Linked DNA regions of Homo sapiens: region 2 is linked to region 1. A link is an interaction called in ENCODE POLR2A ChIA-PET data of the cell type or tissue named here. Cell type or tissue: PC-3. All regions are shown on one strand. Links, peaks and the distances in the headings refer to the core of each region. The heading gives the core; the rest is flanking DNA.

Region 1 (8,351 bases), core at 50-8,049:
AGCAGGGGTTATGTTTTGGATGTAAAATTATAAATGATTTTTCTTTCTTCTTTGTGTTTTTTATATCTAAATACATGAAAACAAACTGAAAATGCCAGAGAGACAGTGGACATGTTTGAAATATAGGCCTGAAAAAGCCACATTTAGTAGCTAGTGGAAGTTTCATCTAAATCTTCAGGCACATTTCCAGAGATGGCCTCTTTTTGTACTGGTGTTAATTTCCTAAGAGAAAAAAGGCCCTTCCTCATTTTCTTTGTGCAGAAAGTATTAGAAAACTAATGCATGCATACATCTGGAATATTATTTACCAGCTTTGAAATTGCTAGTATTCGTGTTGCATTTTTGAATATTCAACATTCATTAATGATCCTAATGAATCTATTTTGACTTATATATGCAACAATAATAGTATTACTTATTCACTTCTTTATGGAAGAAGAAAGAGAAGCTTCTATATTCCACAATGTCCCTCAAATTACTTGAAAATCAAGACTCTGGCAAAGCATTTGTTTTGTAATCCTAATAATAATTTCTCTCTTTTCTTGTTACTCACTCATGTTTAGCATTTCAACCTAAATTCAATGCAGAATCACAATTTTCTTTTGTAAGAAATATTTTATTCAATACTTTGTATTTTATTTATTTTAACGTCTGGAGAGATCATGTAACGTTAATAGGGTGAATGCCTGATGACTGAGCCTTTGAAGTAGTTTAGGTCAAATGACCCTTTGTAGTAGCTTAAAGGAAGCCTCAGGACATTGTGCTGAAGCTCAACTCCTCTCTGACAGAGTCCTCACCGAGGTTTTCCGCCAAAAATTATTCACTTCGTGGGTATTATTAACAAATTTTTGCCTGAAAACCTTTGTATACCAAGATCTGTAGGTTATATGTGAAATTAAGTTTTTAAATAAAATTTCAGAAATGGAATATTCAAAAGGTACCGTTGTCAGAGCTGTGAGGTTTTGGTGCTGGCTTGGCTCTCGTTTCCTTAGAAAATCATTGACTATAAAATCCATTTCTCAGAATAGCAGGAAATAAAAATAATTGTCAAATATTGGTTTATGCCTTATTTTTTAATCTCAGTCATTTCTTCAATTCTGATTGCCTGCCTTGCATAAGAATCTGAAGCTGATATAAGAACCCCAGCGGTACCCATTCCTTTACCCTGACATATTCTAGTGTTAATTTCTAGTTGCACACAGGAATTTACCACTCTGGCCTTAACTAGTTATGAGAATAAATGCAAAAGCCTGTAATCCCAGCACTTTGGGAGGCCAAAGTAGGCAGATCCCTTGAGCTCAGAACTTTGAGACCAGCCTAGGCAACACGGTGAAACCCCGTCTTACAAAAAATACAAAAATTAGCCGGGCATGGTGGCACATGCCTGTAGACTTAGCTACTTGGGAGACTGAAGCAAGAAGATTACTGGAGCCCAGGAGGTCAAGACTGCAGTGAGCCAAGATTGTGCCACCGCACTCCAGCCTGAGCCACAAAGCAAGACTCTGTCTCCAATTAAAAAATAATAATAAGGTGCAAAAATGATCATTTAAGTTCCTCCTTGCAGCATTATAAATATAATGAGCAGAGGGTCCCAGGGAGTTTTTGTGGCATTCTTCTTTATAATAGATACATAATATTATTGTTGCCTTCTTAATCTCAAATGTCATTCAATGTTACACATTTTGTGGTGGTTCTATACAGGCACGGATCTGGAAAAAACGTGAAACAAACATACAAAACAAAACAAGAAACATGATATTGGTATTAAAATACCTAAGACAGGAATAATTTTTCGTGTAAAGTAAAATAGACAATGTTAAGAGAATTTTGGGAGAGTCATTGCTGCTTTATTCCCACATGGTCAGTCTGTCAGTCAAAATAAATAGTAAAGGTGAGTCTGGTTAGTTCTAACGCAAGAAACTTAAGAAAGGTCAAAAAGAGGTTAAAAAAAAGAATAGGCTGTTATAAATGTGTGCAGTCTCAAGAGGTATTCAGTAAAGATTGCATGAGTTGGGAGTGGAAGCAGTTGCAGAATTTACTAGTGTTCAATACTTAACACTTGAGAAATGAAGTGGAAAGTCACCTGGATATAAATACAGCAGAAAAAAAGTGGCGAAAAAGAAAATTATAGACCTAATGGTTAAGCACAGTTGTCATTTTAATCTGGTTCGCACAAGTAATTAATTTATTCATATTCCCAGACACATCTCTTATTAATTTGGGTTAGAAATAATTTTGAGATAGAATCAGTGGTAGAAATTATTTGATATATTTGGAATGCTAACAGTTGTGACAATCAGAGAATAATTTACTTCCTTTCTTTCATCAGTACATTTCTTAGTGATTCCTTAGACTTCAGATCCTGGAGCTTTCTTGACAGATGTTTTCCACATTTTTTCTTTTACAGATGTAGAAACAGGGACACTGAGAAATTAACATACTTTTGGTTAATACATTAAAGAAGAGGAATAGTATCAAGTTTTCTTCCAAAGTCAGAGTTCTTTCCACTGCATTATGACTCTTGCTATTATACCATACAGGGAAGTTGGGGAAGAAACATAGAAAATATAAAAGCTTTAAGTCTGTTTTAGAAAATAAGCCTGCTATAATTCTCTGTGCTATATGATATCCACACTGGTAGCATACATCTAGTCATGATTTTCCACTGGCTTTCAAATACAATCTGAAAGCATTAGCGCACTATGACCTGGCCCTCGGTCTCCACAATGTGTCTTCACTGTTATATTTAATTCTACTTACTCATTGTACATTGCCTCAAACTGGACTTGGCATGCTTCTGATCTTTACACTCCTGCAATTATGTAGTCACCTCTGTACCTTTGTTCTTTCCCCTCATCTAAATGCTACCTATTCATGTAGCATTACCAGATACCCTAGCCAGAAAGACTCCTACTGTTCTTTGAATTTCCATAAGAATTCTATCTATGGTGGTCTCTCTTACGATAGATCTCTTCTATTTTGCTCATCATGATGGGCGTCTGTATAGATACTATCTGCTCTGCTAGTGTGTATTAACATGTGATGATAGGACTGGTGTCTTTAACTAGTAACCTTCAATATTCAGTAAGTGTTACCTGGTGATCCCAGTTACCTGAAGATCCCAGTTACCTGAATAGGTGAGCTCTTTCCTGTTTGGTGTCACAAAGCAAATACGGGAAACACTAAGTGGGCACTGAGCAGCGTGGGCTTTATTTGATGGCCTGAAACAGAGAAGTCGGAGTGCAGCTCCCACATCTACTTCTCAGCTCCCAAGAACCAAGAAGCTATAGATACAGGGTATCTTTAATAAAATAGTTGGGTGTTAAAAGCAAGGGGGGCAATATTTATGCTTTTCTTGGGAAAATATGGAGATTCTTCTGGAATCAGGGAGTCACCTCTTTTCCGTCCTTTTTTTAGTCTCTCTCAGTCATTGTCATGGTGATAGTCTACTATCATGGTGCCAGGTGACATGTAATTTAGTATGGAAATTGGATTATAATGAAGTTAGATATTCTTCAGAGGTTGAGTAAGCTGCCACTGTGAATTTTGCCAGCGCTGACTGGTTTAGTCATAAGAAAGAACTTCTGACCACAGACATTGGTTTCCTAAAAATAAGTAGAGCTAAGGCTAAGTAGGAATTCAGCTATGTCATGTAGGCATTTTATTAGGCAACAAAAGCCAGGTGGGATGTAGCTAAGTCCCATAGGCACTGCAATAAGTAACATAAGAAGACAATTAAAAAATTGTTGAATGAGTAAGAGATATTCTAGGAGTAAAATATTTTGCAATGTTACGTAGCCATCCACAATTTTAAATTATTTTTTAATGGGAAGACAATAAAACCAAGTTAAAGAAATTGCTTATTACAGCTGATCTAAAAAATATTTCAGGCATATTTATATATATGTATACTACATTTAAATAATTATTCATTAAAATTCTCTATTAAAAACACCCTATTTATAAAATATGTCTTACAATATAACATGAGAGCAAAATCATTAGGTCCATGGAGATTTATGGTAAAGTATACAGAACACTGAATTAAGAGTTAGAAGACCTGACTCACTCCTGTACAACTTACCATGTCAACTTGTGCAATAAATTATGCTTATAAATTTCAGTTTCTTTGTATGTTAAATGCAAAGAATGTAATCACCCAATGGGTTCTTCCTGCCAGCTGCACAGACAAAAATTAATTCACTGAGACAATGGCTTGAAGTAAAGAGTTTAATTGATGTGAGACCAGCCCACATGGGAGAACTGGACTTATCACTCAAATCAGTCTCCCCAAAGGCTCAGAGGCTATGGTTTTTCAAGGACTGTATGGTGGCAGGGGGATAGGGAAGGGGGACTGTCGATTGGTTGGGGATGAAATCATAGGGATTTGGGAAATGGTCCTTGTATGCTGAATCCCCTTCTGGGTGGGGCCACAGGACTGATTGAATCGTGAGTTGTGGGTTTAGAAATGCAGAAATTTGGCTGGGCAGGGTGGCTCACACCTGTAATCTTAGCACTTTGGGAGGCTGAGGCTGGTGGATCATGAGGTTAGGAGTTCAAGACCAGCCTGGCCAATATGGTGAAACCCTGTCTCTACTAAGAATACAAAAATTAGCCAGGCGTGGTGGCATATGCCTGTAATCTCAGCTACTCAGGAGGCTGAGGCAGGAGAATTTCTTGAACCTGGGAGGTGGGGGTTGCAATGAGCGGAGATTGTGCCATTGCACTCCAGCCTGGGTGACAGAGGGAGACTCCGTCAAAAAAAAAAAAAAAAAAAAAAACAGAAATGCAGACATTTGAAAAAAATCTCAAAAGACCAATGTTACTTTATACAATAGTGATGTTATCCACAGGAATAATTGGCAAAATTATAAAACTTGAGACCTCCAGAACAATGACTGGTTATCATTTAACCATGCCTACATCTAGCAGAATTCAGGCCCCTCTCATACTCCTATCCTTATGGCCTATCATTAGTTCTACAAAGGCCATTTAGTTTTGGGGAAAGGCTACCATCCTCTTTGCTTTAAGGTTAAACTATACACTAAATTTCTACCAAAGTTAGCTTGTCCTACACCCAGGAATGACCAAGGACCAAGGACTGGTTGGAGGTTAGAAGCAAGATGGAAACAATTATGTCAGATTTCTCTTACTGTCATAAGTTTGCAAAGGTGATTTCAATAATATTACATATCTAAAAACTTGATTAACGATTTCATGAAAACACTATGGAGAGAACATATACTATATAAAGAACATTATAAATTAAAGTTTATGTATTACTCTATGTAACATACAAATACCAATACTAATTTTAAATGAAGACATCTTCAAAAAACAGACTGACCTGTGAACAAATAATCATGCTACATTGTGGAAAAAATGCTACAATAGACATATATAAAACATGTATGCTAGGTGTATAGATTGCTTTCCTGTCTCATATCTCTTATCAACATTTATCAAGGAAGCTCTATTACTGTTTTAAAGAATTTCTTCCCAAGATTTCACTATAGTATTTTCAGGAAAATACAAAATTTCAACATTATAGATCATTACTCTGGTGCTATTGAGTTTGAAATAAAAATAATGAAATGTTTTATTAGTCTAACAATTTTAGTTAAGTGTTAATAATAATCTAATACCCTACCACTGATAGTAATAGAAAATTCATGAAAAAATGGGTCCATAGGTCCTACATTTCTAAAACTTTTCTATTATTCAACAAAAATGTTTTTAGTTTTTCTTTCTTATTCTTATTGATAACTTAATAGAGTATATAGTCTTGTATTGATATTTATTTTTACTCACATTTTAAAAATATTTTAATATTACTTGGTATCTGATTTTTGCTTTTCAAATGATGGTTTTTAGACTGGTGTTCAAGCTTTTTACTTTTAAAAGTGACGACATGCTTTTGATGTACTAAAGATTTGCTGGCATTTCTAGGTGTGAATTTATTTTTATTTTGTTCCTCAGAACTTGTCATGCTTCCTGAATCCAAGGACATTATTTCTTAACATTCACATCTTTTCCATCTCTTTATTTCTCTAGACTGCCTTATAAAATGGTTTTCAACATCTATCTTTCAGTGGATATAGTCTTCCTCTGGGTCTAATATATCATTTTATGTTTTTCTTTTCAATATTTTAAAAAACATTTCTAGAATGAGTATACTGTTACTTCCCAATCTGCTTGTCCTTTTAAAGATTGTTTTTCTTTTCTTATAAATGGTTTAATTATTTAACTAATTTATATAATTATTATAAACATAATCATTTTATATTCTACTCACATATACATTATTGAGATCCAATTACCCCTACTATTTACTTTGTCTGATAAATAGACTTCAAGAAATGAATATTGATTATTTTTGTGTCTTATAATGTTTAGTTACAAGATCATGTTTGATTGGGATTATTTTCCTTTATTTCTCCCTATGAAAATCCCTTGTGTTTGGGTTGTAAGTGTATCTTTTTAGCATGATTTTGTATTTGATTCATCCAGAAGCCTAGCCTAAATCAAAATATTATGCTAATTTTGTGACTTGGGGTTCAGGAACAATGCAGTAGATCTAAACTTGATTTTTTTTAAAAAAACTGTGTTCTTTAAAAGTAGTTTAGAAATTATCAATAATGCAAAATATACAGCTGTAGAGTATGATGATAGCAGTAATAATAGCCAAATAAATATGGCTTTAAAAAATTCAAACACTGGCATATTTAAATTAAACACTGTATTGGTCCATTTTCACACAGCTATAAAAATACTACCCAAGACTGAGTAATTCATAAATAGAAGAGGTTTAATTGACTCACAGCTCTGCATGGCTGGGGAGACCACAAAAAACTTACAATCATGGTGGAAGGTGTAAAGGAAACAGTCACATCTTACATAGAAGCAGGCAAGAGAGCATGTGATAGAAAGCGAAGGGGGAAAAGCTCCTATAAAACCATCAGATCTCATGAAAACTCACTCACTTTCATGAGAATATGATAGGGGAAACTGCCCCTATGATCCTATCACCTCCCATCAGGTCTCTCCTTGAACAATTGGAGATTACAATTCAAGAGGGGATTTGGGTGGGGACACAAAGTCTAACCATATCTGACATGAAGCCCCCACTAACAAGATGTGTATATGTGCATGTGTGGGGTTTTATTCTGTGATAAATGCATGTGCACAATGGGATTTGCCAAATTTGAGAGGCTAGAGAAAATTAATAATTCTATAATAGTGTGTGTATATGACAAGGTAGGACTTTGAATTATACAAATAGCATCCCAGAGATATCTTTAAGGCATATGGAGCTGTCTGGAAAAGTGACATGCAAATAGTAGTTGCTTAATACATGCTTGAACTTTTTAGCTTAAAAAAAGTATAATTATAATTATGTTTTTAATAATAAGGCTTATGGCAAAAGAAATACATACAAGGGAAGAAGAAGTTAGGCTACAACAGTAATTATCCAGTCAAAAACTCATTAAGATGGTGGTAGTGGAAATAAATATTGATTTTTAGACTCTAGAGATATTGCAGAGGTAATACTAAGAGAACAGTATGAAAATTTGGATCTGAGACTGAAGAAAAAAAGTTTAAAATATTATTATTATTTCTATAGTTTCCCAATTTATAACATGATTGGAAATAAGAGATATTTTAGAGGAGAAAATTAGTGCTTGATTGGGACTTTATGAGTTTGAAATTCCTCCAGGAACTTTACATACATGGGTACTATAGCTCATTACAAACATTTATCAGGGAATGTTCACCATACAAGCAAAAGTTAAATTTCTATGACTGAATGAGATTTCTAGGATAGAATGTGAGTGGGAAATGAAAATATTAAAGATGGAGTCTTGGTGATTGCATGCTTATTTACACAACTTGAAAAAGAGTAATCAACTAAAAAGAAACTGTCAAAAATGAGGAATTAGGAAAGAGTTATAATCTAAAACACAGAGCAGAAGAATTTTATGGTGAATTACTTAAATAATCAGTGCTAAAGAGGAGAATTTTAAAAAGCCATTTGATTCAACAGGTAAAAAGATGTTGCTGATATTAACTGAAACATTTTCTGAAGTGGGGTGGATGCTTACTTACTTAAATAAGTTGAAGCACTGGGATCTCCTTAATTTCTACATATCAGAAGCTGTATTGCTGCAAACCCTTGTGGAGCAGTTGACACGGCTTGGAATTGTATTTATACAGCACTTTGCATAAGATTGAGAAAACATTAATGTCCTTATTAGATGATGGTGAAGGGGTTGTGGACTGCAAGATATTATTGAGAATGTGGTAAAGCAACCCTCCCCAATTGGAAGTTGTGGAAATGGAGGTAGTCTGTA
Region 2 (8,351 bases), core at 117-8,116, 310 kb before region 1:
TCACTTCAGTTTTAACTCCCCCTCTCTTTCTTTTGGCCAGAGACAAGAAATCAGAAATAAATATTGAAGTACCTAAAATAATTCTCTTCTGTTTCAGTATTCACAACTTCTTTTTTTAATCTTTACTTTTACTTTATTTTATTTTAGAGACAGGATCTTGCTTTGTTCCCCAGGCTGGAATACAGTGGCATGATCATAGCTCACTGCAGCCTCATACTCCTGGGCTCAAGGGGTCCTCCCACCTCAGCCTCCCCATTATCTGGAATTACAATGTGTGCCACTGCATCTGGCTAATTTTTTAAATATTTTTTTTGTCGTTGAGACAGGGTCTTGCTATGTTGCCAGTCTGGTTTTGAACTCCTGACCTCAAGTGACCCTCTGGCTTTCACCCCACAAAGTGCTAGGATTACAGGTATGAGCCATCATGCCTGGTCCACCACAATTCTTTTAAATTTACCCTTTTACTCAATCTTCCTTTGTAAAAAAAAACTATTATCTTATTTACCTTGGGTTCTGTAGTTATTAGGTAAATTAAAAATTACTAATTGTAGACTAAGACAAAACAAAGCAAAATAAAAGTCCATGAATCTTTACAACAATTTGAAATAATTGAAGGACTACACACTATTTAGAGAAACAAATTGCTAGCATAAATATCTTGAGGAAATTTAGACCTAGTCTTCCTATATTTATTTTCTGTTTTAAAAAATATCATTCAAATTTCATCCACATAGGGGTGATAAGACATATTTCACAGATCCATACTCATTCATTCATTAATTATTAAACATCTACAATGTGGTTGAGTATAAATTATTAAAAATGAAACATTAATATGAATCAGATGTATTAGTTGCTTGCAGCCTCATAACAAAAAGTAGACATGCATTTATTCAGATGTATTGCAAGCATAAATAATGACAAGATCAGGGATATAAGAGATGAAATTCCAGATCTTAAGAAGTTTATTAGCTAGAGTGGTGAGAGAGATTTAAATATGTACAATTTTAATACTGTGTGATAAAGTATTGCAAATAGAACAGTGCCTAATTTTCATAAAGTTTTTAGGTTTTTAGGAGAGCTTCCATAATGTCAGAAATGTTTTTTTTTAAATATAAGAAGCAAATTAGCTGTACATTCAAAAAAGTACAATGAATGAAAGAAAGGATTAAGTTCTGGCTGGGCACGGTGGCTCACGCCCGTAATCTCAACACTTTGGGAGCCCGAAGCGAGTGGATCGCTTTAAGTCTGGAGTTCAAGACCAGCCTGACCAACATGACGAAACCCTGTCTCTACTAAAAAACACAAGAAGTAGCAGAGCACGTGGCGCATGCCTGTAGTCCCAGCAATTCAGGAGGCTGAGGTACAAGAATCGCTTGAACCCCGGACGTGGAGTTTGCAGTGAGCCGAGATCGCGTCACTGCACTCTAGCCTGCGCAACAGAGCAAAACTTCCTCTCAAAACAAAACAAAACAAGACAAAGAAAGGATTGTCGTTTTAAAACGATGGAGAAAATACTCAGTTTCTGAATGAGTGACACTAGAGAAGTCAGACTGCATGGGTGTGAATCTGTATTACATCACCTACTATTCTGTGTGACCTTGAGAAATTAGCCCCGTTCTGGACAGAGTAGGGAAAACAATAGTACTGATATCAAAGACTTATTTTAGAGATTAAATGCGGAGGTAGAGATAAAGTGCTTAAAACTATGCCCAGCACTCAGCAACTACTCAATGCATACAGTATGGCAAGAGGAAAAAAGGAATGACTCTAAAGCGGTGAAACCTGACAAGCACTACCTCAGGTCAACATCAACAGTAATGTCATGTTGAAAATATGTACTTTTTATATAATTTGATGAGAATGGCACTTTAGCTCTGTGGCCTTCTTCAAAAGATCACATAACCCCAGTCTGATCAAGAGAAAAACATTAGATAAACCTCAATAGAGAAACTTAATAAACGTCAAACAAGTCAACTAAGATAAAATGTGACACTTCCACCAAACGTCTTTCCAAAAAAATACCTGTTAGCTGACTCCAATCACATCTCCATTACTCTTCTTGTAAAATGTGAATCAAGCCCAAACATGTAGCATTTATTGACCAACATAAAAAAAATCTCTGAACTTTGGAAATGGTCTTTTAAAGATATTTCTATGCCTTGGAGCCATTTGTGACTCAGTAAGAATGAGTTATGTTTATGGGTAAAAGAATGAGTGAGAATAGTAGCACATATAAAAAACAAAAGAAATGGTGGATGAAGAAAATTGAAAATGGGAACCCAGCAAAAAAAATAAATACTAAATCAGGGCAAGTAGATAAAAAATGTGCACAAGTACAAAAAGGGATAACCTGTTATGATATTGTATTTTTTAGCTCCAATTGTCTTAATTTTGTGTGTGTGTGTGTGTGTGTGTGTGTGTGTGTGTGTGCGTGTGTGGAAGGTGTAGGTTGCTGTTGCGGTTTCACATATAACAATGACAAAAGACGTGCCTCTAATGTTTTCAATCACTTGAGGACTAATTTTAAAGACTGCAGCAGGATGCTATCGTAAGTGATCTGTGTTACATATTTCTTTAGTGCCCGTTATAAACCAAATGCCATTTGAATACTTAAAGGTGAAAGTTCCTGAATTCATGTATTTTCTTGGTCTTCTGAAGCACCAGAATTTTATAAGAACAGAAAAGTAAACATTGGTTTGCACCTCTTGAACCCTACACTTGAATACAGGAAAGTTCAGTTAATGGTATCTCAGTATGCTGCATGTCATGTGCAAGTCATATGGCATAACTTAAGGTGTGTGTGAGTTTGAAATATACTGATACAAGAAAGCTTTTGAAAGTTTGTTGACGGTCTGCTTAAAATCATTTCCAAGAGAGAAATGTTTCTCAAAAAATATTCTCAGTAAGCAGAAATAAAGGGACGCTCATTCAAAGACAGGAAGCTGTGTAAAATGCTCTGTCCTCTATCCCTCTCTTGTAACTCACAAAGCACCTTAGTTTAGAAAAGGCTGCAATAAAGACACTAGTTTTCCTTTTTAATTTTTACTGTAGTCTTTTCATGAACTTATTTGGCATGTTTTACAATTTATTTTTTAAATAATAATATCCAGAGGAATTATGTTCCACCATTTACACGATGGAAAACATTGCTTTTATTATGCAATAGAAAAAAAAAAGAAATAAGCTGAAGCCAGTGTTCTGGAGCCAGCAATGCCTTTGCCAAATCGTGCAAACTTGGGCAAATCCTTTAAGGCTTCCGTGTTGTTTCTTCATCATACATTACCTTAGATATAGGATTTTATTTCGGAATACCTTTTGTTCAGAGTTGCATTGTGCAATGTAACCTCATAATGGAGAAAACTCGCATTTATTCTTCACATTATCGGCCACAATGTTTTGGATCTTATGCACCAGTACTATTTATTAATTAATTAATTTATTTTAATAGGTGGACCACAATGGACGGCCAACTTATATTTTAGGAATATGGAATTCACAACAATATCCAAAACCTATTATATCATTGTCAGTTTATTAATGAAAATGTACCAACATCAAATTTTTAGAAAAGAGAAAACTTAAGAATAAGGAACATAAATTATATTAAATAAATATATTCACTGTAATTATATTCTTATGTTGCAAACAACCCAACTTCAAAAAGATCAATGCAAGGCCAAGGGATGGAACTTTGAGAAGTATTGCTTCTCCAAATATAGGTATCTAAATTCTCATAAAATTCCTGATTATAATATTCCATATTTGAAATGTTTCTAGTATTTATTAATAGTACTTTATGTTGCTATTTACAAGTGAAATAAGGAATATAGTAATTCCAACCTTTTAATTTAACTTAGTTCCGTTTAGCCAAGGATTAAGAGGCTGTACACACTAAATCCTTCATATCTTTTGGACCTTATTAGAATTATGTGTCAGTTACAACAGCTTAAACACTTGAGATATTATAGCATTAATTGTAACCACAGTATGGTTTTTCTTCCTTCTCTCTCTCCCTCTCGCTCTTGGTTGCTGACTTTTAGTTAGGTGCATGGATCATGGCTGCCAACTTTACTCACAGCCTTGGCCTCATGACTAAGTTTGGAAAAATGATATTTGAGTAAAAGTCAGGCATGTGATTTGTAGGTCACCTGTTTAAAAATGAAACCTCTTAGCCAGGCATAGAGGTGTGCACTTGTAGTCCCAGCTACTCAGGGGGCTGACAGAAAAATTGCTTGCACCCAGGACTTTGGAGATGCAGTTAACTATGATTATGCCACTGCATTCCAGCCTGAGTGACAGAGCAAGACCCTGTCTCAATAAATAAATAAATAAGTAAATAAATAAATAAATAAATAAATAAAATGAAGCCTTTTGCCTTAAGCTTCCTCTTTTCTTCTTCCCACTAGCAGACTGGATATAGCGGTGGCTAGCTTCAACCGTTGAGACAAGGACAACTCTATGAAACGGCATAGTAAGAAAATAAAAGAAACACAGGTCTTCGAATGGTGTTATAGAGCAGAGCTGTTCTGTTTTGCACCACTCAGCTCTGTCTCATGAGAGAGAACTGTATTAATGTTTTATTTAAGCCACTATATTTTGGAGTATCCTTACTACAACATCTTAACTTTAACTAATGCAGGTATTTAAATAGCAAATAATTTCAGTCATTGTAAACAAAATGAAACAAAAATGGAAGATAGAAAAAAATCACTACTATTTAAAAGTTCAATTTATTAGGTTTATACTTTTTTCTGCTTAATTTGTGAATTTACTGAAAATAAATGCATTTTGTGATTAGCAACTTGATTAGGAATTTAAAAATTTATGAATTAGTTAATCCAAAATAGTATTTAAGGCCAGAATAAGCAGATACGGCAGTTAAAATATCCATTTCAGGTAGCTGTTTTATTAACAAAGGTGCATGTTAAAATTATAATTACAGAATAATATTAGTTATTCTTAATAGCAGCCAAATAATATATTTTTTTACAAACTGCCTCCTACATGAAAATAGAATTTTAGATCGTGTCTTTTGTGAAACTAATTTATTTAATGTAAATAAATTGATGTATTTAGTAACTATTATGTGCCACCAATATTCTCAGTCCAAATATTGTTACACTTGGATTTGTGATCAAATCATTATTCACACATAAATTGGGGTTTTACTTCTAAAGATGTGTTGTGGTTGTGCAAGTCTATGAGAAGTTATTCATGGACAGACATTTAATAATCTGCTTAAGCAAAGTACTAAATGTGAGATTTCTGGGTGTAACCCATCCTGTGTGGGGAAAACATAAATGATAATTTGACCAACTTTAAATGAAGATTCTTTGTGGGCAATATTACACCAATTTTTTTTCCCAACTGAGAAATGCAGCAATTAAGAAGTATACATGGGAAAACATAAACATCAAAATATGACATTATTTCTGGTTGAACTTAACAAGAGAATGTGACTCTAATACCCTACCCAGGATAGCTACCTAATTTATTGGGCCTATTTTGAGACAGGGATAGCAGAATATTAAACCAAACATTGTACTCTTCTAAGCATGGGACTCTGTACAAGTGCACAGGTCATGTATCCATGAAGCTAGCCCTGAATTTCTCTATATTCACATATAAATAGTGGAATTCATTTTTCAGAAGAATATCTTTCTATTGCAGCCACAAAAGGAATTCTGACTTTCTTCCCACTTGTCAATCACAGTGTGCCCTCAAGGCCAAGAGGGTCTGAAGGGACCAAGCTTTGGGCTAGATGTGAAGAGAAGGGAGATGTTCTCTCTATGCTTCCACAAAGAAAATGATTCTACTTTATGGGCTAAACAGTGTGTGCTAAAGCGAGAGAAGTACTTCTCCTCTCAATTTACAAATTTTTGTCCACTTGACGTATTGGATTTGGTGGTAAATGTGTTTCTTTCCTGGCCAGGGGAAATTCCTGGTCAGCCCCAGGAGTGCTAAAGTTAGAGGGTTGGGGCTGGAGTTAGGGCATAATATTAATTCTGTTCCCCTATCTCCAAATTCTCAGTCAATTGGGTGATTTAGAAAAAAAAAAATAGGAATCCAAATACCAGTTTCTGTGTATATTACTAGAAGAAGTCTATTGAAGAACTTGGTTTGAACTGAAGGTCAAAGTTAGGTTTGATACTATCCACCCCCGACTCCACCCCTGCCCCACCAAATTCACCTCTGTACTTAAATGTGGGAAAATTTGGGTCTCCATAGCAGACACTTTCCAAACCAGCCATATAAAAGATCTTGTCTTGTCTCATCCTATGTTCTAAAACAAGAGATTTGTGATATTAACAAAGAAAACTGTGGACACAGTTATAGCTGACTTAAATCATATTCCTGTTATTGGGACAAACCTATCAAAATGAATGGAAGAATGAAATCATCTTTCCATTAAAAAGACTAAAGTTCCAATTTTATAGGATAGTAGGAATCTGAGGAGAAAAAAAAAAAACAACTACTAAATTCTTTCTATGTCACATAGCTCCAGCACCTTGGCAGGCATCTGAGTACTATGGAGAAGGAAGCATTTGCTTTCCTTTCTTTTCCTTTCCTTCAACTCTGCCATGGTAGCACAAAAATAGCAGCTATAGTAATATGTAAACAAACGTTATTTTAAAAAATTGGTTGCAGGCCAAAATTTGCTGATCCCTGTTCCAGAACTATTAAATGACTCAATTTAGGGAATGTTTCCCTAGGATTTAGAATACATTCAGTTGTGAATTTTCTTCATATTTAGTGAGCTTAATTTTGTAAATCATGAAATTAAAATTATCAAATAAGAAAATTGTCATACATTTTGAAGAGTTGTATTTGATACAAAGTATTTAATAAATGGTGTTGGGAAAACTGGCTAGCCATATGTAGAAAGCTGTAACTGGATCCCTTCCTTACACCTTATACAAAAATTAATCCAAGATGGATTAAAGACTTAAACGTTAGACCTAAAACCATAAAAACCCTAGAAGAAAACCTAGGCATTACCATTCAGGACATAGGCATGGGCAAGGACTTCATGTCTAAAACACCAAAAGCAATGGCAACAAAAGCCAAAATTGACAAATGGGATCTAATTAAACTAAAGAGCTTCTGCACAGCAAAAAAAACTACCATCAGAGTGAACAGGCAACCTACAAAATGGGAGAAAATTTTCGCAACCTACTCATCTGACAAAGGGCTAATATTCAGAATCTACAACGAACTCAAACAAATTTACAAGAAAAAAACAAACCACCCCATCAAAAAGTGGGCGAAGGACATGAACAGACACTTCTCAAAAGAAGGCATTTATGCAGCCAAAATACACATGAAAAAATGCTCATCATCACTGGCCATCAGAGAAATGCAAATCAAAACCACAATGAGATACCATCTCACACCAGTTAGAATGGCGATCATTAAAAAGTCAGGAAACAACAGGTGCTGGAGAGGATGTGGAGAAATAGGAACACTTTTACACTGTTGGTGGGACTGTAAACTAGTTCCAACCATTGTGGAAGTCAGTGTGGTGATTCCTCAGGGATCTAGAACTAGAAATACCATTTGACCCAGCCATCCCATTACTGGGTATATACCCAAAGGACTATAAATCATGCTGCTATAAAGACACATGCACATGTATGTTTATTGCGGCACTATTCACAATAGCAAAGACTTGGGACCAACCCAAATGTCCAACAATGATAGACTAGACTAAGAAAATGTGGCACATATACACCATGGAATACTATGCAGCCATAAAAAATGATGAGTTCATGTCCTTTGTAGGGACATGGATGAAATTGAAAATCATCATTCTCAGTAAACTATCGCAAGAACAAAAAACCAAACACCGCATATTCTCACTCATAGGTGGGAATTGAACAATGAGATCACATGGACACTGGGGGGAAACATCACACTCTGGGGACTGTTGTGGGGTTGGGGGAGTGGGGAGGGATAGCATTAGGAGATATACCCAATGCTAAATGATGAGTTAATGGGTGCAGGACACCAGCATGGCACATGTATACATATGTAACTAACCTGCACATTGTGCATATGTACCCTAAAACGTAAAGTATAATAATAATAAAAAATAAATAAATAAATAAAAGAATTTAAAAAATGGGGGAGAGTGAAGAAAATAACCAAAATTTAAATTTTAATTATGCCAGGCATTTTGGCTTAGAAACCATTTAGAAAATGACTTCCATCAGGAAAACAGTTGGTTTAATGAATTAGAGCATTAACACTAAGAGCCTTAGGTTCATGACTCAACTGTTATTACTCTTGCCATTTGCAAAGCTTGCTTAGGGCTTCGTTTTTGAGACAAATGAAAAAAGGATTTAACT

Evidence for each region. ChIA-PET counts read pairs that join two places held together with the same protein. Peaks named below come from ENCODE experiments on the same cell type or tissue, not always from the same donor. Only the 100,000 strongest peaks of a DNase experiment are listed, where the experiment ranks them.
Region 2: POLR2A ChIA-PET joins it to region 1 with 5 read pairs; 1 of 35 experiments calls an interaction of 5 or more read pairs at or near these places.

The regions. Positions count from the first base shown.
Region 1 is chr10:65,308,873-65,317,223 of GRCh38, reverse strand. No RefSeq gene overlaps it. Among named protein-coding and RNA genes, the nearest start is that of LINC01515, 260 kb to the left of the region's middle. In PC-3, for the core only: no CTCF peak of the experiment used is centred there; a DNase peak (open chromatin) is centred at 3,613.
Region 2 is chr10:65,616,590-65,624,940 of GRCh38, reverse strand. The region is part of intron 3 of LINC01515 (long intergenic non-protein coding RNA 1515); the gene reads right to left. Among named protein-coding and RNA genes, the nearest start is that of LINC01515, 49 kb to the right of the region's middle. In PC-3, for the core only: no CTCF peak of the experiment used is centred there; a DNase peak (open chromatin) is centred at 4,100.